2 separate regions of the Mus musculus genome follow, and region 2 is linked to region 1. The links are chromatin loops, found by intact Hi-C in ENCODE. Cell type or tissue: left cerebral cortex. All regions are shown on one strand. Links, peaks and the distances in the headings refer to the core of each region. The heading gives the core; the rest is flanking DNA. Region 1 overlaps Clk4 (CDC like kinase 4). Region 2 overlaps 4933414I15Rik (RIKEN cDNA 4933414I15 gene).

The links. A loop is a pair of places that touch in the nucleus more often than their neighbours do. Peaks named below come from ENCODE experiments on the same cell type or tissue, not always from the same donor. Only the 100,000 strongest peaks of a DNase experiment are listed, where the experiment ranks them.
Region 2: it touches region 1 in a loop (6-fold over the local background); 15 of 42 quality-filtered maps call a loop at or near these places.

The regions. Positions count from the first base shown.
Region 1 is chr11:51,263,607-51,268,001 of GRCm38, reverse strand. Clk4 (CDC like kinase 4) reads right to left here. Exons shown (of 13, transcript NM_007714.6): 2 at 671-831. The coding sequence starts at 831. It also overlaps a transcript of BC049762 not described here. Among named protein-coding and RNA genes, the nearest start is that of Clk4, 2.7 kb to the right of the region's middle. In left cerebral cortex, for the core only: a CTCF peak has its summit at 2,439 (motif pointing right); DNase peaks (open chromatin) are centred at 2,492 and 3,411; H3K4me3 peaks cover 2,287 bases; H3K27ac peaks cover 334 bases.
Region 2 is chr11:50,937,609-50,942,003 of GRCm38, reverse strand. 4933414I15Rik (RIKEN cDNA 4933414I15 gene) reads left to right here. Exons shown (of 2, transcript NR_168570.1): 2 at 1-304. Among named protein-coding and RNA genes, the nearest start is that of 4933414I15Rik, 3.9 kb to the left of the region's middle. In left cerebral cortex, for the core only: a CTCF peak has its summit at 1,913 (motif pointing left); a DNase peak (open chromatin) is centred at 1,900.

The sequences.
Region 1 (4,395 bases), core at 287-4,286:
AATTATAGTAAGACATACTATCACAAATTTTTACTGAGGCTCTATCCTAAATTACCAGAGAATGCCTGTAGAAACAATTCTCAAAATATAAAGCAAGTTTCTAAAACTCTCAGACATATCCATTGGTGTTCTATTAATATAATCTGTAAGATGTAACATGAATGGCTATTCCTCAAAGCACTTTAATGGTCTCAGATAGCATTTCAGGTAGCTTTTCTTATCGGGATTAACCACTTTCTATGACATCTCAATTGGGAAACACTTCTTGCACACCCAAATATATATGCCATCTTCCTATGAGTATCATTATTATTCAACTTTGTATATGTTCTTGAATATAATCTTTTGACTTCCTTCCCCCTTTTTGATGGAAGGGTTTCTAAGGATTTTTGGGACCTCACATATATTGGGTAACAAGTGTTCTAACACTGAGCTAAATCCTCAGAGCCCTTAGTTTAGTCACTTGCTGAGCTACTGTCTCCTATCAATCCCAGACAGACATAGAACAAACTATAAAATTCATAGCTTTAGTCTAGGCAGTATAGAAACTAGCCTATGATATTGTTAACTTTTTTATTTTTTGCAGGAGTAAATATGTCTGATTCCAAATTTGATAAAAGCTATATAAGCAAATGACAACTTGCTGAAACTTAAAATGCAAGTCATTTACCAATCCGAGTCTTTAAACTGATGATGTGGTTTACAGTGCCTGTTCTCCTGAGTACTGCTGTGAGACCTTCTCTTGCGTTTGTGACTTCCACTGTAGCTTTCATGGCCCCAGCTTTCTCTACTATCCCAATCAGGACAGTGAGTTCGTTTGGAATGCCGCATCTGTTAACGAGAAGAGGGGGGAGTGAGGGTAAGTGGGAAGCTAAAGATGGTCGTATAACTATATATTACCATTGCTTAAATAGGAATACCTCACACACAGGGTCACGTAGGCTCTTAGCACTTCCCAAAGCTTAGAACACAATACCACTCCTATGTGAGATGATGCTGAATGGAACTGACTCTAGTACTAGATGACTGACAGCATGGAGACTTTAATAGGTTTTCTTTCGCTACATAGTACAAGGACAAATTCTCAACTTAGTGCTTGCCTTCAGAAACACTCATTTTTTGTTTTTTGAGAAAAGGATTTTCAGTTAGACCTGACTGTCTTGGAACCAACTCTGTAAACAAGGCTGGCCTCAAACTCAGAAATCTGCCTGCCTCTACCACCCAAGTGCTGGTATTAATGGGCATTTGTCAATGTACCTGGCTATTTTTTACATTTTTTTAAAAAGGGCCAATTAAAATTGCTCAAGGGCTGGACAGATTACTCAGTAATGTGCTTGCTATGCAAGCAATGAGGACCTGAGTTCAGATCACTCACACCCACATAAAAAGGCAGGCATCATAGCACAGACCTGTAACTCCAGACCTAGGGCTGGGGCGGGGCATATGGATCCCTAAAATTCACTGGCCAGCCCAGTCTAGCTTAATTGGCAAGCTCCAGGTTCAATGAAAGTCCTTGTCTGAAAAATGTGGAGACCCATGGAGATATCCCATTTTGACCTCTGGCCTGCACATGGGACAGAATGTATATGTACACTCCTAACACAAAATATTTTTTGTTTCCTTCTATTTATGCTGATTTTAAAAATTAGGTCACTTATAATGTTAATAATTCTACCAACTGAGCTACATTCCTGGTCTCTCAATTTGGTTAAAAATCAAGACTGACATGAATGCACACAGATTTTTTTTTTCCTTTGAGACAGGAAGTTTCTTGGTATAGGTCTGGCACTAGCTCTGTAAACTAGGCTGGCCTCAAACTCAAAGATCCACCTTCCTCTGCCTCTAGAGTGATGGAAATCAAAGGTGTGCACCACCATCTCCTGGCCAGATCTGAATATAAGAATAACATCTACAACTATAGTTAGCGATAGCCTATCCCAACAGTGTCATAAACATCCTTCAGTCTGGCAAAGTTTAATACAAATAATCATAAGTGAGAGAAGCAAGCAAGTAATTGATTTAAAGGTAAAGAGCCTTTCATTAATGAGATTTCCCCCCCCCTCAAACTCTGTAGAGTTCCTTTCTCTAAATGCCAGAATTAGTCCGATCCTTAAACTGAGACATGGCCAGTGACATCAGATAATGGTAACAATTCCCAAACTTCATCTCCAAGCTCCTGTGGATCTCTCCCAGGCTCAGTATCTAACATTTATCCTTTTACAGATCTGTGACTGTTGGACACCAGTGTTAATTCTCTCCTTTCATCATGTGGGTCTCAGAGATCAAAGGTGTGCAGCATTACCCATTTAACCACTTTGTTCCCCTACGTCAATTTTTAAAAAAAGATTAAATTTATTTTTAATGGGAATGGGGTAGGGTGGGGCAGGGTGGGGAAGATCTACACGAGTGCAGTTGCCCCTGGATACCACAAGAGGGCATAGGATGCCCTAAAGCCTAAAGGTCCATTACAAGAGCAGTGTCTCCAGTTCCATAGCTAAATCTTTAATTTTGAACTCTGCTAAGCAGAGTTTAATGGTTTGGGAGGGAAAAAAGAAAAAAGAAGCTGAATAAGGCCCAAATGGAACAAAACCAATTTAGTTGATCACCTTGAGCTTGCCTAAATGGCTGAAAAATAAGCCAACAAATCTATTAAACACCGGGCTTGCAAAGAAAGCAGTTTCAGTTCTCTTCCAAAGTGTTCCTCAGAAAGGGTGTGCATCACAACATCAGGGTGTGATACTATTATTATTTCCTGATTACTGAGGACGTAATGAGGGGAGAGGAGGTTTCTAATTGCTAGGCGAGACTCTACCACCGACCTACATACCCCCTGTCCAAATATTCAGTAAACCATATTCGTTCTTCTAATTCTGTGCCTGCCAGGCATCTTCCTGATAATGTGGCTTCTCTTGCTCAGTCAAAAATGAGAAAGCATGGATTAAACCACACACACACACACACACACACACACACACACAAATCCTAAATTCTTGATAGGTACCTTGGTTAAAAAAAAAGTTAGTAAGCCAAGCATTCCTTTCGATATAGTCATTTTAATATGGTGAAGTAAAACAGACAACACTGCAAACTTGCTGGAGACAAAAGCCCAAACTCAAGCTTTAGAGAAACACTCATCTTCCTATTTCCACTGGAGTTCTGCTGACATATTCCTCCTATTATCAAAATTGTATTTAAGGTTTTAGTTTGATTAAGGCTTTTTTTTTTTCTCTTTAGAGGGGGTGAGGGGAGGGAATTAAATTCTGAATCCCAAGCCACCGGGCTACAGGCTAAGCACTCTCAAAACACAGCAGCCCAGTGTACAGCTTCTGATGACTCATCCTTGTGACTGGCCATTAGGGTTTCACAAGTCTTGGTTGCTTGCTTCAAGTTACCCCCTCCCCCTCCACTTCACATCGCTACAGCCAGTTTACCTCTCACAGGACAAATCTCAACTTCTCAAGTGACTAATATGCAAACCCACCTATCAGTGGGTCCTTGTCCCAATAGGCCCCGACTAACATTCCCCATCCCTCCTCTGATCTCTGGCCGAGTTCGGAAATACTTTGTTTTTAGGCAGGTGTGGTGACACGTGCCACCCTAGAGGCAGAGGCAGGTGGAGTTCTGAGAGACTTCAAGGACAGCCTGGTCTGCACAGCGAGACCTTGTTTCAAACAACCAACAAAGAAATATTTACTTAGGAGGCAAAGTAAAAGATTTCTGAGCTCATGAGAGCTTTCATACACAGGAAAGAAAAGCTACCTCAAAATATTACACTATCTCTAACACTTAAAAATCATGCTACAATCCTCTGTATCCTTTCAATAAAAGATACAATGGAACCCATATGTATACGCTCATACTAGAAATATTATTCTCCACCACGTTTTAGAAGTTTCAGTCTCCCATTTAAGTGGGGGTACAAGAGGCCCTCGGGTGCGTGTTCAAAATTAGGCCAAATATCTGCAGCTTTAACATTAGACCAGGTGACAATCGGTCCACTGGTTTAGAGGGTTGGCTACTTGAGCAACAGAGCTGTCACAATGTAAATGCAATGTTCGCTCTCTAATTCCATCACTCAGCTCTCTAATCCCATCACTCAGGAGGCAGAGGCAGGAGAATCTCCTGAGTTCGAGTCCTGCCTGGCCTACATAATGCCTGGGCAATCGGGGCGACCCAGATCTAGGGGGGGCTTGGGGTGGGGTGACCGCCTGGCATGAAGGACGAACCTTCCTTCCCAAGTGTGATCCTCGAAGCTGGAGGTGAACTCCAGCCGCTGCCTGGCTCGCCGCAGCGCCTGCCCTACCTCTTCCGGGCAGCTGGCCAGGGCCCTTAGAGCTGAACAACAGAGCGAATAGCGGACTTTGGAAAAGGCTCCGGTTATGCAAACGGCCGAGG
Region 2 (4,395 bases), core at 263-4,262, 330 kb after region 1:
AAACACAGAATCACTCCCCCCTCGCTGCTGTGTACCACATGAAGCCACCCAGGCTCACAGGAAGCCAACTTCATCTGCCCTCTGGTTTATGACCTTGCTGAGCTTCCACGGCAAAGTCATGTGGATCATCACTTCTCAACCTTCCTTCCCAAGCAGAAACAGAGACTCTGGATTCTCTAGCCCAAAGCCAATGAGCTACTTCCTCAGTAAGCGAATGGTCACAGACTGCATCTCACTCCCTCCGTACGGTGGAAGATGTCTCTTAAGTTCATTTAGATTCTCAAATATACGGCGCTTAATTCAAGGAGCGGGGGAATGCCTCTGTCATGCAGTTTATTTTTAAAGACGTGCATGTGTGCAGGCGTGCCCATGTGCATACGTTGCATGCATATCCATGTGCGGGAGGGCACACACGTGCACAGGCAGAGAGACTAGAAGAGGGTGTTGGGTGTCCTCTGCCACTTTCTGCCTATTCTTCGGAGGCAGAGCAAGTCACAGCGATCCTCTGAGTGGCACACTCAGTGGGGTTTGAGACCTGCAGGGGTACACGGCTTATTGTGCAGATGCTGAAATAACCTAAAAATCTAGTCCTTGTGACTGGCATCGAGTGTTCTTAGCTACCGAGGCATCTCTCCAGCCCTGTTTTTTCCCCATTTGGAGAAAGGGTTTTATGTCTAGCCTCAGACCAGCTGGGGGATGAGACTCCTGTCTTCTCCTTCCAAGTGCTCAGGTGACAGGTTTGTGTCACCACACCCAGTTTATACAGTACTAGGTACTGACCCAAGGGCTCTGTTCATGTTACCAAGCTACACCCCAAACCTTGCCATATGGTTTTTACTGGCTCTGTGGGCCTTGTCCATACAGCCAAATACCAGGTAGTAGGAGTTTCCTACTCAACCCTAACCAACCAATGAAGTTATTTATTTTGGGAATAACCTACATGGTCAGATTTTTTCTTACTTAAATGTTGAAAATTGGCCTCCATGTCTCTGTAAGACACAGGAAAATGCCACAGCTAACACGATACAACAGAGCCACCTAGGAAAAGAGATCCTCAGCTGAAGACTTTCCCTGATTGGACTAGCCTGTGACCATGTCTGTGAGGCATTTTCTTATTCATTGGTGTGGGATTGTCCATCCCACTGTGGGTGGCACCATCCCTAATAAAGTTGTCTAAGAAAGTGATCTTGGGCTGTAGCAGAATGGGGGCAGGGGACTCCTACTTTGAATTCCTGTCTTGGCTTTCCTTTATTATTGACTATGTCTATAAAGGCAAACCAAACCTTTCCTGCCAAATGCTTATTCTGGTCAGTGTTTTTACTACAGCAACAAGAAACCAAACCAGGGCAAATGGTCTTATATTGCCCAATGCCAGGCTATATACCAGTCCCCCGATGGTGTGTAACAGGCCTTCAGGGAACTATTAGCTTCCTTGAGTTTCCAAGGTTTCAGGAGCCCTCCACAGGATCTAAGAGGCTCTCTGCAGAACTAGTTAATGACAGGACCCTGGTTATTAGCTTCTCTGTCACCTGGACACAGCCTAGAGGCATCCTGAAGGATTGCCCAGTTCAGTCTCCCCTGAGGCCATACCGTGAAAGATGGTCTTTATTGGTGATTGATGTGGGATGGCCCAACCCATTGTTGGCTGCACCAACATTAGTCTGATGGGCCTAGGCGACATAAGATGAGCATGAGCCAGTGAGTGATAGGAATGTAGCCTGAGGCTAGCACAGGGATATCTGGAGCGCAGAAGGTATAGTGTTTTCTAACCTGACAAGCCAGGGTGTTTGCAGGTAACATTCAGAGCTCTTCTTTCTAGTCCAGGAGCAAGGGGAGGGTATGCCAACTATCCAAGATCCCAGGAAGCAAAGAGCCTGACCTACAGAAAGTAGTAGGACAACACTGCCCTCTTGTGGTCACGATGTAGAACTGCACCAGCGGACACTAAAGCACTTCCTTAGACATTTATTGAGATGTCTTAACTATAGACCATACAACCAGACGAATGGCAAATATCCTACATTCAACTAGATGTGACTAACATAAAAACATCTTGACATAATTATCATTGCTCTGAAGGGAACAATCGCATTGTAGAAGCAGCGACTCATGTTCAAAGACTCTTGAGGAAAGAGTCAGATAGACCTGGACACTCTAACAGAGCTCTGATCCGAACACCTGGGATAGGACAGCCCAATTCTTATCACATCAAAACCTCTATTGTGGGGCTGGCGAGATGGCTCAGAGGATAAGAGCGCTGACTGCTCTTCCGAAGGTCCCCGAGTTCAAAACCCAGCAACCACATGGTGGCTCACGACCACCCTTAATGAGATCTGACGCCCTCTTCTGGTGTGTCTGAAGACAGCAACAGTGTACTTATCTATAATAATAAATCTCCTTTTAAAAATAAATCTCTATTGTGTGACTTTTCATGGAGAGGTATGTGTATTCACCCAATATAACAAAACAAAGAAACGATTCTCCCGAAGTCTGACTAAGCAAGCCAGTGAGTTTACTGGGGTTTCTTATCGGACGGAGCATAAGAAAGGGGTTTCTCCAGCTGGAGTATGGGTAACTCAAAGGCAAATGAGTCAATGAAAAGTCCACCTTGGTTCAGCTGATGCCTCGTGAAACTGGCACGGTGGGGGCTTTCTGTACAATTTACAATCACCTCTCCCCATCAGCTGTCCACTGCTTTTATAACTTTGGAGAAGGCACCTGTGAACCCTTCAACCTTAAGCTCCCTATGCTTCGGAAGTTTCCTTTGTTTCCCACATCTTATGAACCTGCCGCCTCCCTCTGAAGGAAGAACACAACATTGTAACCTTTACTCCCGCCTCCAACTTCCCAAGCTTTGAAGGAGACGAGAGGTCTGCTTATTTTCCTGCAACTATAACTGAGCTTTGGACCACTGTGGCGCATCCATAACTTGGAACATGAATGGGTTATGAGTTTCTGCAATATACCACCCGTGACGAAAGGCTTCCCTCCACGACTGAGGTTGACAATCGTAACCAATACGAGCATAAACACAAATATTCAGAAGGCAAATCGACAGGTATATCCCGTCCACTAAACAAAATAGCAGCTGCTTCGCCCAGTGTGGCCTATGACAACCTCCTCCGTGGGCTTTGCGTTATGGTATCAGAAGTGAGTGAGCTTCTAGGGAATGGGCCCCGAATCCAAACAGAAAGCAGTTAGGTGCGCCAACAACAGTAATGCCATGACTTCATGAGCAGGCGATTTCTGCCTGGCGAGTTGGCAGTGCAATAAGCAGAGCAGGACCACCCATGACAATTCTTCCCGAGGACCTTGCACAATGTCTTCTACAGCTGTAAAAGTCACCCAGCAGGAAGGAAACGTTCTACTTAATCTCAGCCTGATTTCTCAACGTCCTGAAACCAAAGCATATAGTGTCTTTGGTAATAGAGGTTTGGCACGCAACCACCAATAATGGTAATAGGCTTTATAGCTATGGCCAAGAGATTATAAAGGAGTATTAAGGGGATGGTGGCACATGTCTTTAATTCTCACACTCTTGAGGAATAAAATAAGCAGGTCTCTGAGTTTGATACTGGCCTGGACTCCATAGTAAGTTCCAATCCAGTCAGGGTTACATAGTAAGACTCTGTCTCTTTAAATGAAAAAAAAAATGTACGGAAGTAACTGAGTCCTGACATCAGGATCTTCATTCAACAATTGCTGTTCAAGATGCTTTTCCAAATTTATAAAGCCATCAAAGGTTAGCATAATATATGCATATATATGTATATATATATGTGTGTGTGTGTGTATATATATATATATATATATATATATATATATATATATATATTCTTGCAGAAGATGGGTAAGATCCTGGAAGGCCCCAGCACTGTCCATTCTAAGCAGTCACAATTGTTCTTATCTCTGGGGTGGGGTGGAGGTGCGTTAGCAAGGGCCAACACACCATGGTGGGACCACATTGTGTCTTTTGTTTCATAAAAAGGGCAACATTGTGTACAGTGAGATGGTTGGAGGGCAATAGTCTAGCCTTCTATAATACACTGACATTTCCTGAAGCCATTCAATGTTCATTCAGTGTCATCCTGGGGTCGGCTGCTGCTCTTGTGGGGCCATTGCACATCTTCCCATCTCTGAGACTCTGTGAGGAGCTTGCACTGCTCTGCCCAAGTGAGGCCAAAGTAGGCAAAGCTTTCCTAGTTTGCTTTCTATCACTGGTAAACATGATGACCAAGAGCAACTTGGGGAGGAAAGAGTTTGTCTTACACATCCTGACCAGAGCCAAGGACAAAGCCCAGAGGCAGGAACTGAAGCAGAGACTGGAGGAACTCTGCTCACCCTCCTTGCTCCACCCAGCTTGTTCAGCCTGCTTCTTATACAACCCAGGACCAC